2 separate regions of the Homo sapiens genome follow, and region 1 is linked to region 2. Evidence: chromatin loops called from intact Hi-C (ENCODE). Cell type or tissue: IMR-90. All regions are shown on one strand. Each heading gives the region's core, and the rest is flanking DNA. Links, peaks and the distances in the headings are about the cores only. Region 1 overlaps NCOA1 (nuclear receptor coactivator 1). Region 2 overlaps LOC105374329 (a long non-coding RNA gene).

The links. Hi-C counts contacts between places; a loop is a spot of excess contacts. Peaks named below come from ENCODE experiments on the same cell type or tissue, not always from the same donor. Only the 100,000 strongest peaks of a DNase experiment are listed, where the experiment ranks them.
Region 1: a loop joins it to region 2, with 4 times the contacts of the local background. A loop is called at or near these places in 5 of 110 quality-filtered maps.

The regions. Positions count from the first base shown.
Region 1 is chr2:24,610,738-24,615,131 of GRCh38, forward strand. The region is part of intron 3 of NCOA1 (nuclear receptor coactivator 1); the gene reads left to right. Among named protein-coding and RNA genes, the nearest start is that of NCOA1, 120 kb to the left of the region's middle. RefSeq lists an enhancer at 2,609-2,658. In IMR-90, for the core only: a CTCF peak has its summit at 2,489 (motif pointing right); a DNase peak (open chromatin) is centred at 2,524.
Region 2 is chr2:24,419,950-24,424,343 of GRCh38, forward strand. All of the region lies in intron 2 of LOC105374329 (a long non-coding RNA gene), which reads left to right. Among named protein-coding and RNA genes, the nearest start is that of ITSN2, 62 kb to the left of the region's middle. In IMR-90, for the core only: a CTCF peak has its summit at 1,878 (motif pointing right); no DNase peak of the experiment used is centred there; H3K27me3 peaks cover 369 bases.

The sequences.
Region 1 (4,394 bases), core at 222-4,221, 190 kb after region 2:
TAGTGCCTTATTTACTTGTATTTATTGTGGTTTTTTTTTTTTGAATCATGAACTTCTTTTTTTTAACTGGAACCCTGTGTAACTGTGGAACTCTTTAGACTTGAGTTCACAGTGCATTCCTCCAGGGAAGATTTTTTATTTCCTTCTACTATGTGCTTGGAGTTAGGGGTCTATGAACATAGGTTTTAACTTGAAATTCTCCCCTTTTAAAAAATTTTTTAACTTTTATTTTAGATTCAGGGAGTACATGTACAGGTTTGTTACATGGGTATATTGTGTGATGCTGAGGTTTGGGGTGTGAATGACCCTGTCACCCAGGTAGTGAGCATAGTACCCAACAGTTAATTTTTTAACCCTTGCTCCCATCTCTCCCTCCCTGCTCTGTTAGTCCCAGTGTCTATTGTTGCCATCTTTATGTCCATGAGTGCCCAGTGTTTAGTTCCCACTCATAAATGAGAACATGCAGTATTTGGTTTTCTGTTCCCTTGTTAATTTGCTTAGAATAATGGCCTACATCCACGTTGTCGCAAGTGGCATGATTTTATTTTCTTTTACAGCTGCATAATATTTCGTGGTATACGTGTACCACATTTAATTTGTCTGATCTACTGTTGGGCATCTAGGTTGACTTCATGTTTTTGCTATTGTAAAGAGTGCTGCAGTGAACGTAAGAGTACATGTGTCTTTTTGGCATAACAATTTATATTCTTTTGGATATGTACCTAGTATTGAGTTTGCTGGGCCAAATGGTAGTTCTGTTGTAAGTTATTTGAGAAACCTCCATACCGTTTCCCATAGTGGGTGAAGTAATTTACATTCCCACTAAAAATGTATAAGCATTCCCTTTTTTGTTTTATGAAGTTGGTGCTCCAGTGGGTTTATATTTAGGATAGTTAAGTCTTTTTGTTGAATTGAACCCTTTATTGTAATGTAATGTCCTTCTTTGTTCTTTTTTTACTGTTATTTTAAAGTCTGTTTTATATGATGTAAGACTTGCAACCCCTGCTCCTTTTTATTTTTCATTTACATGATAGATCTTTCTCCAACCCTTTACTTTGAGCCCGTGGGTATTGTTATGTGCGGGATGGGTCTCTTGAAGGCAACAGATAGATGAGTCTTTTTTTTTTAATCCAATTCATCTCTGTGCCTTTTAAGTGGGGCATTTAAACCGTTTACATTCACAGTTAATATTGATATGTGAGGTTTTGATCCTATTGTGAAGTTGTTAGCTAGTCACTGTAGTTTCTATTGTGTGGTTGCTTTATAGGGTCTGTGAGCTGTGTGCTTAATTGTGTTTTTGTGGTAGAAGGTTATTTTTCTTTCATTTCCACGTTTAGAATTCCCTTAAAGATCTCTTTTAAGGCTGGTCTAGTGGTAACGAATTCTCTAGCACTTGCTTGTCTGGAAAAGATTTTATTTCTTCTTTGCTTATGAAGCTTAGTTTGGCAGGATATTAAATTCTTGGTTGGAATTACTTTAAGAATGCTGAAAATAGGCCCCCAATCTTATACAGTTTCTGCTGAGAAGTCCACTGCTAGCCTGATGGGATTTCCTCTGACCTTTTTCTCTGACTACCTTTAAGACTTTTTCATTAGCTTTGACCTTGAATCGTTTTGTGATTATATTTCTTATTGATGTTTGTTTTGTGTAGTATCTCACAGGTGTTCTCTGAATTTCTTGTATCTGAATGTCTACCTCTCTTGCAAGATTCGGGAAATTTTCTTGAATTATTCCCTCAAATGTGTTTTCCAGGTTGTTTGCTTTTTCTCCATCTCAGGAATGCCAGCAATTAGTAAATTTGGTTGCTTTACATAATCCCATATTTCTTAAAGACTTTGTTCCTTTTTTTTGAATTCTTTTTTCTTTATTTTTGTCTGACTAGATCAGTTCAAAAGGGCAGTCTTCAAGCTCTGAAATTCTTTCTTCTGCTTGGTCCAGTCTATTGATAAAGCTTTCCCTAATATTTTGAAATTCCTTAAGTGAGTTTTCAATTCCAGAAGTTCTGATTGACTTCTTTTTAAAGTATTTACCGCTTCCTTCATTTCTTAGAATGATTTAGAAGTTTCTTTGTGTTGATTTTCAACCTTTTTTTGGATCCCAGTGAGCTTCCTTGTAATTCATGCTTTGAATTCTTTATCTGTCATATCTGAGTTTCCATTTTGGTTAGGGGCCATTGCTGGAGAGCTAGTGTGATTATTGAGTGGTGTCACTACGATCAGATTTTTCGTTTGGCCAGAATTCTTGCACTGGTTCCTTCTCATCTGGAGACACTGGCACTTTTGATTTTTGTAATTATTTTCATGCAGGTAGGATTTTTTTCTTTTTTTGTTCCTGTCCCTGTAATATTTTTTTTTTCTTTCCCTTTCCATTCCCCAACTCCCTAGGGGATATGATTGTAGAGAATGCTGGGTAGCATCTTTTGGCTTTGCTTCTATAGCCTATGTACTTCTTTGGGCAGATTTTATATTGGGCTGTAGGGTTCAACCTACAAGCCAGTAGATGGCGCTTACGGGTAAGATCACTTAGCCAGCTGTAGCCAGTGTGACTAGGTATACACTTGATACTTGTTTACAGGAAGAAGCTCTCTGTTGCCTCAGGCATTGGGCTGATACGTGGAGTGCACAGTGGTCTGAGCTACTTGCTCAGCCCCAGGGGAGTGGGAAGCAAGATGAGTGGGGCCAGGCCACCTACAGTCCCCTGATGGCAGGCACAATCACTAACACTGAGGGAGAAGCCAATGGGCAGCCACCAAGCACCCAGAGGTGGTCCTAGGCATGGAGCTGGCAAACCTCCTTGGCCCCAAGTTCTCTACACAGGCAGGGGTGGAGGCCTGAACTCTTAATCCAGGAGAGTGGGTACTCCAGGTACCTGGAGATCTGCCTGGGTGCTGCGTACAGAGGGCCCTGCTGTACCACAATCTCTACACAGGAAGGATGGGGTGTCTCAGGCTAGCAATCCATGCAAATGGGTCCTCTGACTGCCTGAAGCTATGCCCGGGAATGGGGCAGAGAGTGCCCTGCTTTACCATGGTCTTGGCATGGGGAGAGTGGGCTGGCTTAGCCTGCTGATCCCGGTGAATGGGTGCTCCAGTTACCTGGAGATCTGCCTGGGTGTGAAGCAGAGAAGGTCCTGCTGCACCCCGACTTTTGAGTTTTAGGAGTATTCACATAGCATAGATGATTCAGGCACCAAATCCTCATGATGTCTTTGCTAAGGCCAAGAGGTTTTCTTTGATGTTTGCCTTTGAAGGTGTTTTTAATGTTTGAATTTACCCTTTTCCTGGTGTTATTGTCCTTCTTGGGCCCTGTCTTTGTCTGATAGTGTCTTACCTGACTTTCAGAGGCCTAAACTTTTTTCTCAATCCTTTCCAACCCTAGGTTACTAGGATTCATATATGCCCCAGGAGTATCTGGAAGCTTTATTACTTGCTTTTCTGCCTATTGTATCGATTCATTTCCATTCTTTTTTTTTTTTTTTTTTTTTTTTTTTTTTTTGCTATGGGGTTTCATTCTGTTATCCAGGCTGGAGTACAGTGGTGTGATCACAGCTGACTGCATGCAGCCTCAACCACCTGGGGTCAGGGGATCCTCCCACCTCAACCTCCTGTGTAGCTGGGACTATAGGTATACACCACCACACCTGGCTACTTTTTTGTTTTTGTTTTGTTTTGTTTGGAGAGACAGGGTTTTGTCATGTTGTTCAGGCTACTCTTGAACTCCTGGGCTCAAGTGATCTGCCTGCCTCGGCCTTGCAAAGTGCTGGGATTACAGGTATGAGTCATTGCACCTAGCCCATTTTCATTCTTTATATCAGACGTTTAAAATAGAAATGTTTTAAGATCTCTAGCCCAGCATATTCTCATATCTCAGGCAGTGGGAATCCTCTTGGAAAATTTTCAAAAGAATAGTTTCTAAAGCCCAACCACACCTACATGTCAGAATCTCTAGGGTGCAGGGCCTGTGGGTATGTTTAAAAGCCTCCTAGATAATTCTGATGCACTGCAAGTCTGAGAACCACTGACATAGAAAAAGTTATTTCTTCATGTAAACTTAGATAATTAAATAATAACAGCTAGTGTTTATTGAAAATAAGGTAACATATATTGTAAGCATGCACTAATTCTAGCTGTTAGTATTAATATTGTTATATGCTAGGCTCCATTCTAAGTCCTTCACATATCTTGTCATTTATTATTCACAAGAATCCTATAGCTACCACTTGTATTCCCATTTTAGAGATTAGCAAATCAAAGCACAGAGAAATTGAATTATTCAAGTTTATATAGCTAGTGGGTAGCAGAATTGTTATTTGAATCCAAGTAGTCATTCTGATTCCAGAGCATGTAATCTTAACCTACCATCTTTACAGTCTTCCAGGTGATTCACAGAGTTAAT
Region 2 (4,394 bases), core at 156-4,155:
GGAGCATGTGTTCCTGATTTAAATTGGTACAGCCACGTTGGAAAACTTAATGGTGCCAAAGTGAAATATACATATACTCTATGACCTAAAAATTCCACTCCTTTGTATATTCCTAATGAAAATGAATGCTTATATTCACCAAAAGACATGCACAAGGATGTTCATTGCAGCTTTATTCATAACACAAACGGAAACAACTCGAAAATTCATGCATTAATATATTGTGGCATAGTCATATAATGGAATACCACACAATATTGAAAAAGAATGAACTACTGCTATCCACAACTATGTAGATGACTGTCACAGGCATAAGGTAAAGTGAAAGAACCTGGACATAGAAGAACATCTACTATATGTTTTCATTTATAGGACATTCAACAATAGGCAAAACTAATTTATGGTGGATGATAGAGATCAAAACAGCAATTACTTTTGACTGGAAGGGGGCAGGAAGGAGTCTTCTTGGATGCGGAGAATGTTCCATATCTGTAGCAGAGTGGTAGTTACATGGGTATGGTTACTTGAAAAAAAAAATCCATCAGACTGTACATCTAAGACTTTATGTAATTCTACCTCAAAGAAAACATTAGTGCCAGCTCATTTTTCATCTTCAGTTGCTTTGTCATTTTTTTCCTTGAACTCTTGTATCTCTGCTTTGAGTGCTTGTTATATAGAGATTATTTTTACTTTAGTTCCTAGAGTTTATGGAGATTTATGGTAGTCTCACAGTTTTACTTTTCTCAATTTCAGTTACCAGGGTCCAAAAATAGGTGCAATGCAGAGAGAGAAATCATATTCACATAACTTTCATTATATTACTTTATTTAATTTGTCCTATTTTATTAGTAGTTATTGTCATTAATTTCTTACTGTGCCTAATTTTTCATGATGATAATTATTTTTTGAGATGGGGTCTTATTCTGTCACCTAAGCTGGAGTGCAGAGGCTCCATGATGGCTTACTGCAGCCTCAACCTCCTGGGCTTAAGTGATTCTCCCATCTCAGCCTCCCAAGCAGCTTGGACTACACGCATGCACCACAATGCTGACTAATATTACTTTTTGTAGAGGCAAAGTTTTGCTATGTTTCCCAGGCTACTCTGGAACTCCTGAGCTTGAGTGATCCTCCTGCCTTAACCTCCCAAAGTGCTGGGATTACAGGTGTGAGCCACTGAGCCCAGCCTTACTGTGCCTAATTTAGAAATTAAACTTTATCAAATAGACATGCACATATAGGGGGCCAGGCACGGTGGCTCACACCTGTAATCCCAGCACTTTGGGAGGCTGAGGCGAGTGAATCACTTGAGCCCAGGTGTTTAAGACCAGCCTGACCAACACGGTGAAACCCCCTCTCTACTAAAAGTACAAATATTAGCCGGGCATGGTGGTGCATGCCTGTAGTCCCAGCTACTTGGGAGGATGAGGCAGGAGAATGGCTTGAACCCAGGAAGTGGAGGTTACAGTGAGCAGAGTTCACGCCACTGCACTCCAGCCTGGGCAACAAAGTGAGACTCTGCCTCAGGAAAAAAAAAAAAAAAAGCACATATAGGAAAAAAACATAGTATATAGGGTTTGGTACTAAATGTGGTTTTGGGCATCCACTGGGGGTCTTGGAACGTATCCTCTGTGGATAAGGGCAGGGGACTACTGTATTTGGTCATGATTTTCACCAGTTTTGAGGCAAGATGTTTCTGTATTCTTTACCTGCCAGTTGTTTCCCTATTGATTTCCTCCTTTCTCCTTCTTGTATTTTCCTAAAGATTTGTGTGCTGTTTCTCTTTTAGTTACTTCTCACCTTTGAATGAGGGCACTTTTCCTGCAGGGTTGACACACACTATTTCCAATGGGCAACATCCAAATTGTCTTCTCTCCAGGGGGCGCCATTGACGTGGAATACAACATGAATAGCGTCTCCTAGAGCCCCTGCCTCCTAGACAGCCTCTTTGCTATGGGAGGCACCAGAGCAGAGTGGCAAACCCCTACCTGAGTCCCCATGATCCCAGCAGGGATTCATATGTGTGCTTGTGTGAGCTGGTTTACCCTTTGCTCTTCTACAGAGAGAGGCTAGCATCTGCAGGGCTGCTTATGACTGATAGCTGTCCCTCCACGCTGTGTCATCACGGTGCCAAGAGTCTTTCCTCACCCTGGTGCCCCTGCCCCTTTGTGGTCTCAAATGGGGTCCAAGGGAGCCTCAATAACTGGCCTGCACAAAAGCTTGTTCTAAGCCAGATATTTTGGTTTTGCATCCCAGAGTATCCACTTGTGTTGGACAGTTTGAGTCCTGCCAGCTGTGCCTGCAATATGCAATCTCTAGCTATTGGTTTGGATCTCCTTCTTACCTTAATTGGATTATCACCATAGAAGACAGCCTTCCTTCACATATATTAAAGTTCCAGGTAAAAGCAGCTTAGTCATTTCATCAAGATAAAGTTTCTTCTTGTTGCTTTCAGGTGATTTAAAATATTTTGTTCTCACACACAATGCTGCAACTGTACATAACTCAGCTTCTATATATGCAAGTGTATCTGCAGAACAAATGCCTATAATTAGAATACTGGTTAAAAAGGTAAGTGCCTTTATAATTTAAATAAATACTACCAACATACCCTTCCAGACATTTTACCAATTTATATTCCCATTGGTAACCATGCCCATTTCCCCAGACCCTTGCCTCAGATAACAGAGATATAAGTGCACTTAACAGTATAAAGGAAAACCCTAAGACTGATACTATAATTAATTACGTTGGGTCAGATTCTTGGTTTCAACAATAAAGTTTATACTAACTAGCTTAGGCAGAAAGGGATTTATTAAGTAGCTCATATAAGCATTGGAAGGGCTGGAAGAACAGGCTCTCAGCTGAGCTTCCAGTAACAACTCTCAGAACCATAGTGTGGAACCGGCCTGGTGAGATGGCTGCTGCCATGGCCATATCCAGGACGATATTCCCTCTAAGCGAGCTGCTCCTCCAACTGCAGAAACACGTCCCCCTGCTGCACAGAACACTCTTCACTCAGAGAGCTGCGTGGCTCCCTCCCTGGGCCAATTTCCAGTAGGTATTCCTGCCCGAGTCTCAGCTCAGGCCCCACAGTTGGCTAGTCTCTTCTGCCTGAAGTCGATTCAGTTGGGTTTTTCAGACATTGCTGAGTCCAGCTTTGTGGGAGGCTCTGTGCCATACAGCTGGCCTGACCATTGCCCATGGGAAGCCAGCTCAAGGGGGAAAGCCTGAAGGCTTTGAGCACTTATCCCAAAGGTGAAGATGTAGCTCATCAAGGCACCTGGTATAAACAGCCTGATCTTCATGATTTTACCCTCACCGGGTCTTCCGAACCTCCCTCCTGTTTAAATGCCCCAAAGTCACTCACCTGTGAGGCAGTGACATGTGCCAGGCCGTATGCCAAATGCCAGACAGACAAAGATGAAACAGGGAAAGAGGAAAAAAAATCTCACTACCTCTCACCAGAGCAGGTGAAATGAAGCACATTGCCAAAGGTCAGATATTGGTTTAGAGCCAGAGAAAAAATAAGATGAAAAAAGCCAGTAAAATTTCTCCTATCTGGTTGGGAGAGTTGAGTGTGTGTGGCAGGGAAACCCTGGATCATGGAGGGAAATGTGATTGGAATCTGTGATCAGAGAGCAGGGTGCTGGGAGGCCCTGGGGGCTGTAGGAAATGAGTTCTGGGATATTGAGTTGAGCTCTTCAATACGGTACCCACTACCTATGTGCAGCTATTGGGCACTTGAAATGTAGCTGGTGCCGTATGTTGAAATGACAATATTTTAAATATATTAGGTTAAATAAAACACATTAATAAAATGCATTATTAACATTGATTTTATTTATTCTTTTTATACCTTTTTAATGTGATATTAGGGAATTAAAAATTATATATATGGCTTGCATTCTATTTCTATTGGACAGTGCTGAGCTAGACAATCAAGAGAAAAATCAATGGAATGGAAGCCTTTGCATCTCTTCTTTTGCTCTCTCTGCCCCTTTCCTGCCTTCTCTCTCTCTCTCTCTCTCTCTCTCTTTTTTTGAGATGGAGTTTCAGTCTGTTCCCCAGGCTAGAGTGCAGTGGCACAACCTTGGCTCACTGCAACCTCTGCCTCCCGGATTCAAGCGATTATGCCTCAACGTCTTGGGTAGCTGGAATTACAGGTGTCTGCCACCACGCCCAGCTAATTTTTGCATTTTCAGTAGAGACAGGGTTTCACCATGTTGGCCAGCCTGGTCTTGAACTCCTGACCTCAAATGATCTGCCTGTCTTGGCCTCCCAAAGTGCTGGGATTACAGGCGTGAGTCACCGCACCTGGCCAAAGTTCACGGATTTAAATGTTAATCTCATTCAAAAAACACCTGCACATAAAACATCCAGAATAATGTTTGACA